Regions from separate parts of the Mus musculus genome. Here region 1 is linked to region 2. A link is a loop called in an ENCODE intact Hi-C map of the cell type or tissue named here. Cell type or tissue: left cerebral cortex. All regions are shown on one strand. Each heading gives the region's core, and the rest is flanking DNA. Links, peaks and the distances in the headings are about the cores only. Region 1 holds the start of Wnt11 (wingless-type MMTV integration site family, member 11). Region 2 holds the start of Gm38588 (a long non-coding RNA gene).

Evidence for each region. A loop is a pair of places that touch in the nucleus more often than their neighbours do. Peaks named below come from ENCODE experiments on the same cell type or tissue, not always from the same donor. Only the 100,000 strongest peaks of a DNase experiment are listed, where the experiment ranks them.
Region 1: a loop joins it to region 2, with 4 times the contacts of the local background. A loop is called at or near these places in 7 of 42 quality-filtered maps.

The regions. Positions count from the first base shown.
Region 1 is chr7:98,832,991-98,842,101 of GRCm38, reverse strand. Wnt11 (wingless-type MMTV integration site family, member 11) reads right to left here and starts at 3,257. Exons shown (of 5, transcript NM_009519.2): 1 at 2,912-3,257. The coding sequence starts at 2,994. It overlaps Gm33770 (a long non-coding RNA gene), which reads left to right and starts at 6,007. Exons shown (of 3, transcript XR_378356.3): 1 at 6,007-6,187; 2 at 8,527-8,790. In left cerebral cortex, for the core only: CTCF peaks have their summits at 147 (motif pointing right), 3,073 (motif pointing left), 4,009 and 5,221 (motif pointing right); DNase peaks (open chromatin) are centred at 3,092, 4,021, 5,212, 7,122 and 1 more place; H3K4me3 peaks cover 2,920 bases.
Region 2 is chr7:98,477,032-98,486,167 of GRCm38, reverse strand. It overlaps Gm38588 (a long non-coding RNA gene), which reads right to left and starts at 4,903. Exons shown (of 3, transcript XR_869808.1): 1 at 4,774-4,903; 2 at 2,587-2,803. It overlaps Gucy2d (guanylate cyclase 2d), which reads right to left. Exons shown (of 19, transcript NM_001130693.3): 19 at 8,690-8,984. The coding sequence ends at 8,876. In left cerebral cortex, for the core only: a CTCF peak has its summit at 4,974 (motif pointing left); DNase peaks (open chromatin) are centred at 400, 3,442 and 4,957; H3K27ac peaks cover 861 bases.

The DNA of each region.
Region 1 (9,111 bases), core at 1-8,000, 360 kb before region 2:
CTTGCTGCCCTACTTCAGAGCCGCTGCATTCCTGCCAGAGCCTCTTAAGACTCTTCCTAGAGAGGCCCCGCCCTTACTGAGTGGCAGGCTCAGTACTGCCAGCTGTGGAGAGAACAGCCTATCAAAGTCCCTTAGCTGGCCAGGGGTCTTTCTTCCCCAACCCCTCCACCAGAGGGAGCAAGAGGCTCACATCTCCCCCACCCCATCCCTCCCCACATTTGACCCATCATGGTTTCCCTCCACCCCTGGCTTTGGAGGCAATGCTTAAGGTTCTCAGTGTATCACCAGGATCACCAGGCAGTCAGATTTCGACCCTGCTCCCCAATCCCTGATCCCACCTGTTTAGCTTGTCTGTCCCAGAAGCCCACCAGGTGGGCACCTCAGGCCACCAACTCACATCTGGTTTCAGTTCTTGTGTCAAATGTCCCTTTCATCTCCAGGTCACTTTCCAAGCCTGCACACATGGTCCCCAGGACTGCCCCAGGACAGCTGGCCCTGACGAGTCCCTACCCCCACTGCACAACTGTCCCGGGACTTCCTTCTACCAACAGCCCAACCCAAAGGTCTGCTCTACTCCTCATTGGCTATGAAACTCTGCTAAAGATCCTCCAAGGTGTTCCTTTCCTCTGCTGGGCAGAGGGGCTCAGGAAAGCAGAACACACAACACAGATTGGGAGACTGAAAAGAAGCCGTATGTATGTCAAAAATAGCACCCGGCACCCAGCAAGGCTGCATCTGTGTGCACAAGTGCCTATGCCTGCTCCCACTCTTCCCCCCACGGGCAGGGGGCTGAACCCAGGGCCTCGCACATGCTGGGCTGTACTCCCAACCCTTATCATTATTTTTAAATGTTAAGGCAGAGTCTCACCACGTGGCTCTGGCTGGCTTTGAATGAACCTGTACCTTGGCTAGGCACTGAACTTGCAATCCTCCTGCCTCAGCCCCTTCAGTAGCTGAGATTACCAGCCTCTGCCACCAAGCTTGGCTATACTATTCTTAAGCTTTGCTTCTCCCAGGCCCTCTATTTTCCAGCTGCAGTAATAGTTCAACCATTATCAAGGGTTAGCCTCGTAAGCCCTCTGCTTGGGTTCCTCTGATCTCACAGCCACAGGGCCAGCATGTGACCTTGTGGCCGCTACTTACCATCTCTATACCTTAACTTCCTTATTGTGAAGCAACGAAAAGTCAGTCTGTCACCTATCTCATGGAGTGTTAACAAATCAGATAGAGGCCTGCAGCTCTCAGAGCTGTGTAATAGGACACCCTGTGGTCCCTGCTCCCTGCAGGGGACAGGGGATGCTCCTGCCCCCATACTTCTGTCCTTGTTCTTCCTCCAGCCTGGGACACCTGCTTCACATTCCATCTCTGCCCGTCAAGTCCTCCCTGGGGGATGTCTTGAGTGCAGACTCTGAGCTGTGCCCATGTGTGTCAAGGCTTAGACGTAGTAGAGCAAAACTGGGTGTTGCTCTCAGCCGGCCTCGTACCCCACCCCATCCCCAGCACACGCCAGCTTGGGACTGTGTGTGTCACATGAATCCTTAGAACCTCAGGACGCCCTTTGTAGGGCAGATAAAGAGAGATGAGAGTTGTGTCCCCAGGACTCTATAAACAAAACAAGTCACCCAAGCTTGGTGCTAGGCCATGAAGGCCCCTGTAGCTCTCAGCAACCCCTTCCTTCTCTTCACCTCATCCCCTGGTCTGTAAAGCAATGGCTGAAGGGGCTTCTCTCACTGACTTGTGCCCAGCCCAATAAGCAAGAGTGCCTGACAGCAGCAGGAGGAGGTTCGAAGGAGCCTGGCCCAGGACAGACCCCCTTTCTTGTAAACCAGAAGTACAAGAAGATGGGATTTCCCTCCCGAATTATTTAATCAAGAACTCAGCACCAGAAAAGGCTGGACCAGGAACCTCCAGTTTTCCAGAGGTTCAGTGTGTTGCAGTAATTCCTTCTTCAAAGCGAATTCCTGGACCGACCCTCTTCAGTGCCCATAATCTATCAATCCCTTGTTTGATCTGCAGGCTCCCTAACCATGACCTGAGCAAGGCAGACACATTCCTGTTCTTGACTCTCCCACTCCGGGCACTGTACTCTGAGAGTGTCCTCCATATCTCCTACCTGCCAAACTCCTCACTTGTGCAGCCAAAAGTGGCAGCCTCTAGAAAATCTCTGTAACCCTCATGGGTGACCCAACCAGGCTGCCCTCCTCCGAGCCCCGGAGCCTCCACTCTTACAACCCCTGGAAAGTTATTTACAGCCCGGGCTTATCTCTCCCAGCCCAGGGACAGATCCTTCAGGAAGGGGCTGCCTTTCCCCATATCCCACTCCTTTCACACTGCCTACGGCAGCCACCACAGGAGGAACTAGCACTGCACGAGGAAACCAGGAAAATTGCCCCCAGCGACCATTTATCCTTCCAGGACATCCCTTAGCTTCGGACCTTCAGCAGCTCTTTAGGGAGTCTCCAATCAGATCCCAAGGAGCCGGTACTAACTATCCTTCTGACAGACCGAGTACTCGGAGGCCCCAGAAGGTGACACTTCCCCCAAGGTCCCCAGGTGGAAGGGGTCAAAACTCTCTTAGCAGACCTCCTGGAGGCTGACAGGCCATGATCCCGAACTGGACCCTGTGTCCTGAACTGAGCAGACTCTCTCTGAGTTGTGCCACTTGGAGAGGATGTTTCCCTAGTCCCTCACTGGCCTTTGAGCAACCCTGGCCTGGATGAGAAAATCCGCTCACCCACTTCGCAAGCCCGCGGAGGGTAAGAACAGCATATCACAGAAGAAGTCGCCGAGCTAAGAACGGCTCGCCCACGACGCCCAAGCCAACTTAGCCTCGCAGATTTTGGTGGGCTCACCCAACCTCTCCAGCTTCTCGCCCAATGGCCCATTGGAGTGAAAACGGAGTCCTACTTACAGCCACTTGATGCCATAGCACACGCCGGTGTGGAGCGCCAAGGCAAAGAGCAGAGCCTCGCAGACCTGCGGCCGCGCCCTCATCGTCGCGCGCGCCCGGCGCTCCCGGGGGTCGCACCCTGCAGGAGCCGCACCGAACTCCGCCGCCTGCAGGCCACCGCTGCTGTTCCTGCGCGCACGCCGCCTGCAATCACGGAGAACAGGGCGGCGGGTTAAGGCGGCGCGCGGGCTGGGAGGCGTTTTATTCAAATTACAAAGGAGGGGTCGGGCCGGGGAGGCTGAGCGAGGAAGGAGTCCGCTCTCTCCCCGAACCGCCCGAGACCCGCCGGCGTCAGGCTCGGATTAGGTGAGACCCTAGCGCGGCCGAGGGCGTGTCGCCCAGGGCAGATCAGGGTTGAGCGGCCCAGGAAGGACAGGGTGAAGCAGATAGGAGGTTCTCGGGAGACCCAGCAGAGAGTCTGGAGAGGACCGCAAGGAGGAGACCCCACCACCAGCAGCAGCGCGAAAACCAACTGACGTAGCGACCGCAAGGAGAGGAACTGATCCGGAATATGATTTAGGCTCCTATACTAATCCACGATATCGATTATTAGTTATTGCAGCTTTAATGAGTCTACAGTTTATTCATCTGCGAATGGGGTGATCTGAGCAGAATTCTCCTTTTACAGAGAACAGTCTCCCAGTGTAGCCAGCCATCTTTACTCCTCTCAGACCTGTGATGGGTATTGTCACTCCATCCATCTCAGATGAGGAAACCGAGGCCCAGAGATGTGGAAACATCTGTTCAGTTAGTTGTTAGGCTGTTCAGTTAGTGAGCACCCGTCTGGTGCTGGGCTGTTGAGCTATTTTGTCTACCTGTGCCGGGTAAGCTAAGGGCAGGGAGAACACAGAAGACGGTGCTATTTCTGGGCACCTACTTTCCAGTAAGGGAAGGGGAAACTGCAAAAATGGGGTGGAGGTGGGTGCTCTTTACACACTGAGGCATCTCCAGCGCCTGAAGAGCTACTTCAGACTTGCCACTTCAGTGCCTCGGTCCGGACGAGGCAGCGCCAAAGCTCCCTAGCAGAGCAGGGAAGCTCCAGGCCTGCAAGAGGTTGATTCTGGGACCGCCAGGCGGCGAGCTAGGGCCGCGGAGGAGCCGCCACCCCGCCCGCTTGCAGCCTGCGGAGCTGCTTTCTGAGGCTTGACTCCCTTCTCATCATTCTCACCTCATTAACTCCCTTCCAGGCTTCTCCCAAATTTACCAACACCTGGCATTCGCCCCGAGTCATACACAGCCCCTCTCCTCTCTGGAGCAGCAAGGACAAAGGGATTCCTTCCAAAAGGGTCTACAGAGTCTGAGGAAGGAGGTGCCAGACTTGGGGGGGGGGGGGTCTCTGGAACAGGGAAGAGCGGTTCTCATCTGGCTCTGTGAGTTTGGGCAATTCCTCAACCACCCCAGCCTAAGTTTTCCCTTTTATTAAAAAGCAAAGACCTGGACTCCAGCTTTCTGATCTTCGTCTGATCTTCTCTCTGTATCCGCTATTATTATACATACCTGTGTAGCCTATGCACGCCTGTGTGTTTCAAATGTACAGGCTTGAACACACACACACACACACACACACACACACACACACGTTTGAAACGTCATAGTTTTCTGGGGCCTTCTGGCAGAATCCAGAGGAATTCAAGCAGAAAACCTTGAATTACCCCCCCCCCTTCACAGAGTCCCCCAAGTCTGAAATGCTTGGCACAAACACGACTCCAAGCTGGGGTCTCAACGGGATTTTTGGTGCAGTCCGAATCTTCCTCTTACCTCTTCCGTATCCAGATCTTTCCCTCCCTGTTGGAAGTTTGCACACTTCCCCCAAATCAGAAAAATGTCTGCAGGATCAGATCGCAGAGGAGGGGGGGGGCCTCAAAACACCAGTCATTGTCTCTTTGTTCCCACTTAAAGTGTGGGATCCCCGAAGGCACCCAGAGTTTCTAAGTGGGAAGGGATCGCTAAGTCGCAGAAGGAATCTCAAGGACTTACACCGGGGTATCAATATACGACTCCCAGTGAGAGGAAGGGTGGCCCAAACCGCACAGCAGTCGGTCGGGGACCCAGGCCTCCAGCTATTCCCTGCTCTTCCCAGCAGCTCCAGAGGCCCTAGACTTCTCCTTCCGTCACCCCGGCGCGTTGCTTAAAAGGCACCTTGGTCTCTGGGTACTGATATTATTCTCGTCCTACCTAAGAAGGTCCAGGACAGCCTTGGGAGCCGCTGTGTCACCCTCACCTTGCGCCCAGAGGGTCAGAGCGCATTCGTCGCTCGAAGTCCCCGGTCCGCCAGGGGGAGCTAAGCCTGGGTTCAAAGAAATATCTGCCCCGGCCTCACACAGTGGGACTTCGGGCTCTACTGTTCGCGTCTTGGATGAAGCGCAGAGTGACTTCCCTCTTGGCCTTGGTTATCCCTTAAGACTTGTTTTCGTTATCCCTGAACTAACTACGCAACCTCTTGCTTCAGACTGGGCGCCCAGCCTGCAATGGGAACAGTCTCATAGTGGGCCCGCGGGAAAAAAAAAAAGCAGTGCTTATAGAGAAAGAGAGAGCAAATCTTTCTTCCTCTCCTTGGACACTTAGTCTAAGCTACCCAGCTTGCAGCAGTCTGAAGAATGAGCCTCCCAGAGCTGTGCAAACGTCGGACACTACGGACACTGTGGCCCAGCCACGGGCCGCCAACAGGTGATCTTAAGGCTTGGAGCCTTGGAGAGCTTTAGAAACTTTACTTTAGATAACCTTCCCGCTCAGGCTAACCGGCGAGGATTGGCCGAGCCTCTCCCACCCCCGGTGTGCTATGCTGGCTCCAGCTTTGGTGCTGTGCGCCGGGACAATGTCCGCAATTGACCGACTATAATGACCAAATGGGCTGCTCCAAGAGGCTGGCCGCGCAGCACTCAAAACAAAAAGGGTGCGACAGGGACGCCGAGCGACAGCTTCAAGGTTACCTGCGAGGTTGCGTGAGACCTGACTTTAAGCTCAGCGGAGAGGCTGTCAGGATCTTCTATGTTGTTCCAGGTCACCGCGGAGACGCAGTGTTTGAAAAGTGGATAGGGAGAGTGCGGAACTCCTGCCACCCGCTGGAGCGGAATCCTGTGTTCCCAAAGACTGTAAGGGACACGGAGGCAATTCAGTGCCACGGGTGGAAGGTACCGGGCTGGTGGATGTAAGCCAGATGTTCGGAGCGCTCCAGATGTGTCACAGGGCGGGGGCAGGACTCTCCTCCCTATCCCCAGCCCCCAACCTGGAGCTGAGGTCGGTAAACAAACTCGCCCCCCTTCCCAGCTGCCTCTAGGAGCCCTTCTCACCTCTCGGAGCTATCCCCCCCCTGCTCTGGCAGGAGCTAGGGACTTCTCGGCTTTTGTCCCCCTCTCTTGCCTCCTCACACACACCCTCTGTCGCGGGATCCAAATCCCCCCACCCCCGGGATGGCTCGGGCGTGACCTCATCAACCCGCAGACTGCGAGGGAGGGGACCGAGTCCTGGGATGGGAGACAGGACGGAAGAACCTGAAGGGGGAGAACTGAAGGAACCATACAACCCACCCCATCCTTCACACACACACACACACACACACACACACACACACACACACACACCAGGCCCCTAGTCCCAGGGTCGTCCGGGAAGTTGCGTTCCCCCAAGAGGAGTTACTCGAAATGCTGCGGAGGAGAGAGGTGAGGAAAGGAGAGCGACGAAAGCCACTTTGGTTTGCTTCTCCGGGAGTGGGTGTCCTATCAATAAGGGGGTCTCTAGGGCTCAGTCGCCTCCCTCCCTACCCAGTGGGTTCCTGATTAACATTAGCCACGGCCACTGCTCACCTTTGGGACGCTCTCCCGGCGCGCCCAGCCTGCCCCTGCAACCTCGGCCGCCCCCAGGAGTTGCGAGTGCGGTCCCCCGCCGGCGGGAGCGGCGAGGATAGCTTCTTCCAGACGCAGCTCAGCAGGGAGCCGGGGATCCTGGCAACTCGGGCGCGGACGCCAAGGCGGTCAGTTGTGCTCGGCTCTCCGGCCTGCGCCCGCGGATCTCCGGAGCTCTCTCCTCGCCCGGCACGATCTGCGGCGCCCGCCGGCCCAAGCGTTTTATAAGGCGCGGACCGTCGCTTTGATCCGCCCACGTCAGCGCGCCGAATCCCCACCCGGTGGCTCGCGCGGGGCGGGGCGGGGTCCCCATGACGCCTCGGACCCGCGGCGCCCGCCCGGCGCTCCGGGACACTTTGCACCCTATTGCTGTACGGAAGGGAATTTGCTCGCCACGGTTAGTGTTGAAAGCATGCCTGTTGAGTGCCAGCGGCGCGCCGGGCGCAGGGACGGCCCACCTCCGAAGCTAGTAATGATCAGCAAAGAGCCTGAACTAGCCAGAGGGTCTGACCTAAATGCGGAGGACAGCTTTACTAAATGCGTTTGCCCCTTACATGCTTCAGGAGTTGGGAGGTCTTGAGCCCTGAGCTTCTGCTGTGGTCCTACAAGCTTCACTGGGCCATCTTTCTAGGCATCTCAGAGGGGCGCTCACCTCTAAGAGGTGCAAGGGCTCTGGTATGAGAAGAGCATCAAAAAGTGCCTCCAAGTAGGCTGTGGTTGCAGGGGACTCTTGTGGGCGAACCCAGCGGGCAGTAGGGGCTCTCTCAGTCCCAACAGAGGACCAGGTTTCAGAAGCTAACCAGCACTGGTGAAGACTTCCCCTGAGTGTAGTCCTGTTTATGAGTTGATCCTGCTCCCACCCCCTACCCCTCAATTGCTCTTCCTTGACTAGAACCGAGGCCAGCCTTATTTCCCTCGGTTTCTAACCAAGTGTTGTGGTTCTACCAGTTTCTGTCTTCTTCATTCTAGGGTTTTCGACATCTGAATGTGCTCAGGGTTTATCTAGCTCACTAGTAGAAAGGAAACCGGAGGCAAGAAGGGGCTTCCCTGGGATCTCCCAAGCTGTCTGCTACCCTCCCCCCACTCTTCGTAGCTGCTATTGAAGTGCTCACAAGCTCCCCCCAATACATACACACACACATAGACAGGAGGGAGGGAGAAAGAGAGAGAGAGAGAGAGAGAGAGAGAGAGAGAGAGAGAGAGAGAGAGAGAGAACCACAATCCATCCACAATGGCCACCAGCCCTCTTGCACATGAGGCTGGGACATATCATCACAATGGTTATAAACACACTATCAAGGGATATCTGTATATATCACATGTCCATAAACCCAGTAGCACGTAGGTGTGCAGTAGTCATATATATATATATATATATATATATATATATATATATATATATATATAATTAGATTGCTACACAACACATAGACTACCCACAAATAGTTCACTCACAAACATACAACTTTCCACACGCAGCATGCAACACCAAACACACATATACTACATACACAAACAAGAATAGCCTATGAGCACAAGAACACAAGCACACAACTCTTGGCCATCATCATTGTCCAGCCCAGGGCACTAAGTCAGTCCCATTAAAAAAAAAAAAACTATGGCATGGCAGTGGGAACTTTATGTGGGGCATCCAGGAGCCAGGGGAAGGGTAAGGCTTTCCCTCAGAAGTCTGGGGATGAAGGCAAAGGTGACCAAGGGCTCATTTTCCCTTAGCTCCTCTGCCACCAGAGACACCCCAGTCAGAGCCATTCCAGGTGGCCTCTGTCTGCTTGGAGAAGCCAGTCGACAGCACCTAAACATTTTCGTGAATACTACTTCTGCCTGATATCATCGGCGTCCAGTTGAATGGAAGTGGAGAGCAATTAGGAATCACAATATGGACCTTGGATTCCACTCTGACACTGCAGCTGACACCTGTAACCCTGGCACCTGGGGAGTCAGTCACCGGGAAGTAGAGGCTAGAGTGGGCTATAGGGAGTAAGTACCTGTTGCAGAAATGCAATTGTCTACAACAAAGTCCATTTGGGATTCCAGTAGAACCTTCCTGGTTCTGTTTTTAGCTGTGTGATCTTGAGTGAGTTGCTGAAATTCTCCTGTACTTAGTTTTCTTACCCATAAAATAGGAATGATGCAACCCCACAAGATCATCTATACTATCCAAGGTCAGGATTAATGTCCTAGACTCACAAGGAATGCCAAGGCTCACAAGGAAGTTGCTGGAGAGTGCTGAGCGAATCCCCAGAGCCAGGCATCTCCTGCTCAGAGTCAGCATGGCACAGGCTGCAGAAATCATGGAGG
Region 2 (9,136 bases), core at 366-8,365:
CTGGGAGGCCTGGTTTGAGGAGAACTGTAACACAGAGACCTTGCCCCGTAGGCTCCATGCACCCCACGCTCTCACAATGGCCACCCTGTCCTGGCAGTTCCCTGAGGCCCTTTCCTAAGGTGAAGACTAGATGCCAGGTTCCTGCCTGGGCTGAGTTTGCAGTGGGCATGAGGTTCCATCTTCCTCAAAGGGCTAGAAGTCCCACATTTGGCAGAGCCTCTGGAATCTGGCTTCCACAAGTCAGACTGATCCCCACGGCTAGGGGTCACCTTCCCACACTTCAGAGGATGCCATCTGCCTGCTCTCCTAGAATCAGTAAGGTGAGAACACAGCCTGTGGTCACATGGGGAGAGTCCAGTTCTCTCGGCCCCACTCACTGTCTTCAACATGCTCCACATTGGATGTGAAGCTCCTGGCTTCACACAGCAACCTCTTCAGAGGAGACAGAGTCCTGCTCCCACACTTCCTAAAAATGAGAGTTCTTTAGTCTGGTTAAAAAAAGATAGCAGCCTCCCAAGGGAGGCTGACTCAGCGGGTTGGAAGCGAGCCCCAGAAACTGGACCTTTAGTGAACCTCGGTGGTGTTGAGGCTGCTGGTCCATGGACCTCCCTCTGAGAGGCAGCTACACTAGGATGGCTCTGGACATGGGGGACTATGTGATGGGGGACAATGGGCGGTAGGGTAAAAGGACAATGGAGAGATGTCCTCGTCTTGATAAGCAAGCACATTTACCAACCGAGCCATCTCCACAGGGCATCCCTGTGGGCTTGAGAGCTTGGCTGGAAATAAAAGGGCCTGTTTCCAGGATCCCTAGTCTTCCTCACCAGAGGTGGTCTCAAGCTGGTAAGGCAAGGCTAGACCAGGCAACTTTTGAGTTATAGCACAGTCAAGCTCCACTACACCTAATAAGGCAGGTTTTAAAATCATCCTCAGTGATATTGTCATCTCCATTTTGAGGGTGATACATGCTGATGGTAAGTGATCAGCTGAAGGTCACCGAACCAGGGCACAGCAAGCAGATTCAGCTTCCTGCGCTACATCACCAATCCTGTGACAGTCCCTAACTAACTTGCTGGTAAGAGGCACACACGTGCTCCACCAACACTGTGTGTCAGCAAACAACACCCACACATATATGCCTTCCACACACAGCCTTGGAGACAGCCAGAGACCTCTGGAGCACACATTCATGGAAACAAAGGCCTGTCACCTGACACAAAATGCCACATAAGTGTGCAGTGTCACCAACCTCTCAAGCTCCTGATGGGTCATCTCAGGGTTGGTAAAGTGTTTGCTGGTTAAGCATAAATGCATGAGTTTGGATCCCTGAACCCTCTTTAAAAGCTGAGTGTGGTGCACATATTTCTAATCCCAGTGTTGGACTGGATTGGACTGGGCTGTGGGCTGGGCAGGAATTGGAAGATAGAGGAGGTTAAGAGACAGGCTAATCCCTGGGAATCGTGAACTCCAGGTTCAGTGAGAGACCTTGTCTCAAAAATGAATAAATAAATAAGGTGGAGAGTGACTGAGCAGGCCACCCAACTCTGATCTCTAACCTTCACATGCACATGCAAGCATGTGTGTGCTCCTGCACAGACATGTGCACACATATACAACACACACACAGACACACAGAGAGAGAGAGAGAGAGAGAAAGAGAGAGAGAGAGAGAGAGAGAGAGAGGTCACATAGTCATCACACACAGATACACACACAAGTTCAGCACAAGAATGCAGGGCTTGTGCAGAACACATCACAGGTGTATACACAGCACACATGCATGCTCATACACTGTATATAGAATGCAAACTATGGTTCACATTTTTTTTTTGAGTCAGGGTTTCTCTGTGTAGCCCTGGTTGTCCTGGAACTCACTCTGTAGACCAGGCTGGCCTTGAACTCAGAAATCCACCTGCCTCTGCCTCTGCTTCCCAAGTGCTGGGATTAAAGGTGTGTGCCACCAACTGCCCAGCGAGTCCAGGTATTACAAATGCAGCAGGAAGGGAGAAAATAGAGGAATAAGCCGTGAAACCCCACCAGAAGGACAGAATTGAATGCCACAGACAGGGCGGTTATATTGGAAAGCCAAGTTGGATGCAGCAAATGTGGCTGGAAATCAGAACAAGCATTTTTCATTTCATCATCCTTTGTCTGTAACAAGGAGACACGCAATTTTGTCTGAATGTCAACGTATGGCTCACATCTTATGTGTATGGAGGGACAAATGTTCCAGCTCCCCCAAATCCTTGTTCGTACACCAGAGATGTGGACAAAAGTCTCCTTTCTGTGTGTACACATATACACACTCAGACACACAGGCACATTTGTAGACACACTCATAGGAACTGGGCTGCCATCTTCAGGGCCCAGAAGTAGATTTTCTCACTGTTAGTCCACACAGGAGCCATGTGTCTTTTACTACAGCTGATTCCCTAAGGTACAAAAGGGAATGGGGGGGGGGGAAGACATGTTTTGGCATCAGTTAGATAGCAGCAGCCGTGGAGATCCCGTGATTAATCCAGACAAGGAGGCCGGGCTATGTCAGGGGATGCTTGCCCTTCTCCCCGAAGCTGCTCCTTTTCAGACCTGTGATCTCTCGGAAAGCCCTGGGCGTTGAGGACTCTGCTCTCTGGTCTCTTCCGGGCTGGGTGGGTGGTGCCTGCTGGCTCTCTCTCTCCTCTGAGCGGCAGGCAGGCAGGACACCAGGGTTTGAGGTCTGAACTCTTCCTCAGAACAAACTTGATCCTGTCTGCATGCATCCCGTAGGTGTGCCCAGTCTCCTGGTGGTTAGCTGTGCTGCCTGCTGGCAGATACGGTCCCGAGGAAGAAACATTTAGATAGTTGCTCTCCCTGTGTGTTTTTCCCAGCAGTAGGGACAAAGCCCTAATTCCCAGCTGCCTCTTCCCAGTCAGACTTAGAAGGGAGCTGACTACTTTCCTGTCTTCCCGCTCCTCACTGCTGCCTCCGGCTCCTCAGCCTACTGAGCCGGATCACAGCCTTCAGGCCAGTGTCACCATGGATGGACTCTGTCCCTGGTTCCCTCGGCCACTGGTCTGCATCCCTCCCTAAGTCTTCCTTCTCATATCTCCCTCCTCCCGTCTGAACCCGGAGCCTCTTCTGGGTTCTCACCCTTTCCCTAGGACAGCTTCCTAGTCCAAGGCCCCCTTTCCTGTTCCTATGTCCCTGTGGCAGCCATGGGTCGGGCCACTCCCTGCTTAAAGAGCTATGATGTCACTGTGGTGGGGCTCATACCACCCCTCCTGTCTTTCCTCTCTCTTGGATTGTTCACATCATCTCACAGATCACACAACCACACATGTCCTCTGCCCCCCTCTCCTTCCTGCTCTTTCCAGCCTGTTTGGTTATCGCCACCAAAAGCCCTTTCCAGTTCCCCACTCTCTTTCCTCTCCGGCTCCTCCCTCTCTGCTTCCCTCTTCCCCACCTCCTCCCTCTCTCATGGAAAATTCCAGAGGCGAAGGCTGGAGGAACTTCCTAGGAGGGCTCCATGCTGACCCTGCAAAAATGGCCCAAAGGGGTCTCGAGTGTCTGTATTCCTTGGGCTCAGGAGCCAGGGAAAGGCCACCGAAGGAGGGACAGGAGAGACACTGAAGGGGCTACTGCCGCGCACAGCCGCATAGCCGCACAAGTCTGAAGCATCCTAGGTCTCTGGCCTTCCCTTTGCTCTCCCACAGCCTGACATACTATTAGCTGGAACGTGGCCTCTGTCCTCAGCACCCTTCTTAGCCCTTCTATTCATGTATACATCTGTTCATGGCATTGCCCTAACCGGTTCCTTTTCTGGCTTCATCTCAGAATGCTCATGTTTCCACTGTTGGGCTTTTCCCTCTCCCTCCCTCTCTCTCTCTCTCTCTGTATGTGTGTGTGTGTCCATGTCACCTCATTACTCTGTAGCTCGTGAGGTTGCCAGGTTGGTGTTAGAGTTGGCTTTGGAGTTGAGGTTCAGTTCTGCGAATAGGGTGGCCGGGTGACCTTGACCCCAGCCTGAATACCTTCATCTAAAAAGATGGCTCCTACTTACCTCGTGGGACTGTGGAGAAGATGGAGTCCCAGACACCTCATACACATTAATTCCCTTTTTGTGTGACATGAAAGGTGCTCTACAGCTACGTGTGAAAGCCTCACAGTGTTTCCAGTACCAAGCCTTTAAGGAGCCCAGGCCTTAGGGTTGGGGGAATGGCTAAGTCAGTAACGTGCTTGTCATGCAGCAGAAAGGCCTGAGTTCTGACTCCCAGCACTCCACAGAAAGGTCGCTGTGTGGCATGCACCTCTAAACCTAGCGATAGGGAGCCTGAGACTGGAGCTCATTGGCTAGCCCAATCAGTAAACTCTGGGTACAGTGAGAGACCCTGTCTCAAAAACTAAAGTGAAGAACAATCAAGGAAAATTCAGCATCAACCTCTGGCTCTATTTGCATGCACACATACCTAAACACAATCTACATACATGTATACACTCATGCACACCTGTACACATGTGTGTACACACATGGGCACACACACACACACACCTGGCTAGACCCTGCATAGTTGAGAGACCTGGTCTGTAGATCTAGGGCTCAGAAGAAAGGCCAAGCCATCAGTGGGAGGCCACTAAGTGTCTCGCTGTCTGTGAATGGGACAATCTGGCCTGCCTCCCAGGAGAGGGTGCAATAAGCCACGGGAGCCAGGGAACGTACTCTAAATGAGCTCGACCTACTTGTCATTTGGTAGAAAGTGTGACTAATGAAAGGCCAATGAACCCTTTAATACATACCTCCCGGTGCCCCCAGGCCTTCTGTGTGGTGACAGGACACTGATTCCTCGCTGCCCTTCAGTGGTCAGGTGGAGTCTCCAGGCAAGTCGATACAGTTAGTTAAGCCTACCACTGCCCTCCCTCTTCCAGCCGGCCAGCCAGGTCACCAGCCTGTAACTCAGAAAGCCTGTCTGCTTCTGGAATGCCTTGCCTGCCCCCTAGTGGATGTCCTAAGATCCATCTCTCTGAGACTGGCACCTTGAACAGGACATGAGTGAGGGTCAGGGAGAGGGGTCGTGTAGACCTCAGACCCTTCAGGAGGGAGCCAGGATTGGACTGGGGACCTTGACTTCTCATTAAGGAGCAGCTGACCCTCTCCCCAGGACCTCCAGGCTGTCCAGAGACTGTGTAGGCGATGGACAATCCATGTGTCCCTCTCTGCAGTGTGTAACTGCCTCCAGCTTAATGTGGCTTCTCTTTTCTTTTGAGCAGTGTTCCCCAAACATTGGTATCCTTACACCGGTGCTTACTTAACAACTGTAGCTGCCTCTACCTCTTCTGCCACATTAAATTCCTTCTCTGTTGACCAGAGACTCAAGTTACAAGAGCAGGGCATAGACCTGGCCCTGCTCAGGAAGCCCCAGGTCTCAGATCAGTACAGCCAGAGTGGCTGGGAATGAAAATCCATGGCAGATATCTCTTGCATAACACTCAGGGGTGGGACAAAGGCTCCAGGGAAGGCTTGGAGGGCTTCCTGTAGGAAGTGGCAAAGAGCGAGACCTGGAGAGGAGGAATCTGTCAGGAGAGGTGGTAGCCAAGGGTCTGGAAAGAAACACCAGGCTGTGCATGACTGCAGTTGCTGTGGGGTTGTGAGCAGAAGCTGTACAAGAGAGGCTAGGGCAGCTGACATGCCACAGAGCCTAAACCACTGGACCCTGAGTGGGCATCAGTCCAAGGAAGGATCCCATAAGAAGTCTATGGGCTCCTTGGCTTTGTCACTTTGCGTATTTGCCCACTCACTAATTCAGTCCCTCACCTGCCTCTACTTGGGCATCAGGCTAAAGGAATGAGCTGGAGAAGGCTGCTGCCCCAGAGCTGCCAGCCATAGCAACTGTTAGCTCATTCAGAGGAGGGGTGGGGAAGGTTTATAGCAACAGGAGGAGGCTTCTTCAGATGGGCTTTGATGGGTATGTAGCAATTTACAGGGCGTTGGAAAGGACTAAGGTCATTTAGGTAGACAGCGGCAGGAGCAAAGTTGGGGTATCCCGAGGGGCCTGGGGAAGAGTAGAGAATGTGCCACAGCAAATGATCTGGGGTTCTGGGAGCCTGTGGTGGAGCAGAAAGATGCAGAGCCTGGAGGTGAGCTAAAGACTCTGCAGTGTTCCAAGTCCACTACCCCAAATCATGCCCAATTGCATGATGGGGGACTGACTGCTTCCAATCACCTGGCTCCACCAGGGACCCCTCTGCTGAAGTATGACCCCCCCATTTCCTAGTGAGGCTGGAATGGTTCTCCCCTGAGAACCCACTCCCAAAGGATGGGAGGATACCTAGGCTGGTGGGACAGAGGGACATCTCAGTCACCAGCTAAAAGCCAGCATAGGACTCTGCCTGAGTGTGTGAGCTCATGTAAGACACCAGGCTGGCTTCTCTCCAGAGCCACTGTGCCTGGCTCCAAAGGCCCCACAGCTCTCTAGACGAGAGCCTTGGTCCTGGAGGCAGACCCCTGGGAACATACTGGGGACTGTGGCTTTTTGGAGGGGGGCTTCTCTAGTGCTAGGAGGCAGGGGTCAGGGAAGGGAGAGGGCACACTACCCCCTCCAACTCTCCATCTCCTGGTTCATAAAATGGACAAACAGTTCCTTCAAGGGTCGTGGGCATGGTAGAGCTAAAGACAGGCCTGACCATGCTGAGCAGGCAGTATGCAGGGCATAGTGGGGGTACAGCCCACTCCCCAATTCTGACAAAGAAGTGTAGGGCAAGGGAACACCCTCAGAGGGGCCAGCTCACATAACTACTTGTGCTTAATTGGCAAGTTTTAGAGCCAGGGTCCCACTCCCCACCCCAAACCCCAGATTCTTCCAAAGGTGTCTGTGTGCAGAAGTCTGAGAACAGCTGCTTGGGCCACCAGTGGGGACATCTCCTTGGTGACCAGCTGGCTGGCTGCTCTCCTGTACTGCTCAAGTGTGAAAGCCTATAGGTAAAGCCAGCTACACTAGAAATGGCACATACATGGGCATGCACAGACACATGTTATAGGAAATACAAAGGTGAGCTGCACGGTGCTCACAGCAGGGCTTACACAGACACTCAGATTCAACCACACACATGCTGAAGCCAGGCTTGCAGCTCTCCAGGCTCACAGATACAGTGTCACCTGCACTCAGAAACACAAAACACAAGTGCATAGACACAGAAACTCATAGACAGTGCTTGCATGACACAGTGACAGCTCACATAGGCTCATTGTGTTCTGCCTGCAAGGCTTCACAGAGATTCATGGGTCAGGTCACTTACATGTGTACACCCTAAGTCATAGCTGTCCCATATCCTGAGTTTGGGTGGCTTCCACTTCCTGACCCCCCTTGGATTGCACAAGAGCCCACAAGACAGTAAAGGCATCTGGCCTCTGTAGTGAAGTGGGGATGGAGGCTCAGAAACCTGTGTGATGGTCGAGGCTACGCAGCTCGCAGAGGGAACACCAAAGCCCAGGTGAAGGCAGTTTCCATGTGTTTGCCCATCATGTGCAGATACCTCTGTATCCCTCTGTGTACCCCAGGACACTCACAGCATCCACATGTTCAAGAATCCAGACAGCCTCACTGACTATCTAACCAATCACTCATGTCTCAGAGGAAGATACGGAGGAAGGTTTCCAGTAAGAGCTACGGGCCTGAGGCAGGCCGTGAAGACCCACAGAGCAAGCAGGTCCTCCATAGCTATACCACACAAGCCATAGACACATCCCACCACACACAGGAGGGCTTCCCCTTCCAGCATCTGTAGGATGACTTGGTGGACTGGCATAATGTCCCCACATGCTTAAAAGGATTAGGTGCAAAGTTACACAGGTAGGGATGGCCAGGTGAAGGGAATCTGGACACAGTGACCCTAGAATAGTTTTCCAGAACCCCTAGGCTAGAGTCTTACCATCAGCTCCTTCTCCCAAAGGGCTCCAGCTAATAATGGGGACATGAGTTACATGTGCAGCTGATCTTGCTGGCTCTGAAATCAGCTGCAGGGATTTGGGGGAGCGTTCTTTGATGTGCTGCTGTTTAGTGAGTTGGGCTCTTATATTCTCCTCCTCCTCCTCCTCCTCCTCCTCCTCCTCCTCCTCCTCCTCCTCCTCCTTCTCTTCTTCCTCATTATTATTCTGAACTCTCATTTCCTGACAGCCAAGGAATTCTCAGCCCCTCTCCCCCATCATGAGATTCTGGGGCCCTACATTGGACTCTCAGCACCGTGCTCCCAGATGCTGAAGTTGTGGACCTGTTCTGGTGAGGCAGGGGAGTAGTCAGGACTGGGCGCTGCCTATGGGCCCAATGGTATACTCCAGCCATTCTGAGAGAGAGAGAGAGAGAGAGAGAGAGAGAGAGAGAGAGAGAGAGTCCTTTTGATGCTCTTAGGGAGGATAACAAAGAAGCCCCAGAAGCACTGTGATGGGGCTTGGGGCGAGGACAGAACCAACACACACACACACACACACACACACACACACACAGAGGGGTGGGGGGGTACACTGGCCAAGCCTGAAGATCCCTCTCCTGCCCAGCTTTTACTTTTGCCCAGAAGAGCTGTGTCACTTGGGGCAAAGGCTCCCCGTACCCTGGTCTTGAGCCCTTAGCTATGTGCTGGGGACAGGATCTTCCATAAGGAACAAGGGACTTGGAGACAGTGAGCTCTCTGCCTCAAAATGGCTTGTCCAACACTTCAGGGTGGAAGCGGGTATTCTATTTTTATTGTTTTCCTGACAGGAGGCAAGGACACCCCTGGAGTTACTAGGGAAGACACCAACTGCTCATACCACTCATGGGTGGCAGACAGCCAGGGAGCTGACATTCCTAGCAGAGCAGGGGTGGTGGGGGCATCTTGACTGCCTTGGCCCTTGCCCACTGACTTGCTATCAGGGACCTGGCCCAGCCTCCCCTGATTTTCTGGGCTCAGCCAGTCCCTGGCGTGCTTTGGCAAAGCCAGTCCGGATTTCTTGGTTTATGCGGTCCTGCCATGGGTCTCTGAGGAGAAAGGAGAGATGAGGATCATAAATGACTGTCAAAGCAACAGTGAGAGGTGGTAGGGCTTTTTAAAGGGGCCAGGCATGCCTTCCGCTCTTATGTCTGCTGACACCGAGCAGCATGCCCTGGGCACAGGGGCACACTGGACATAC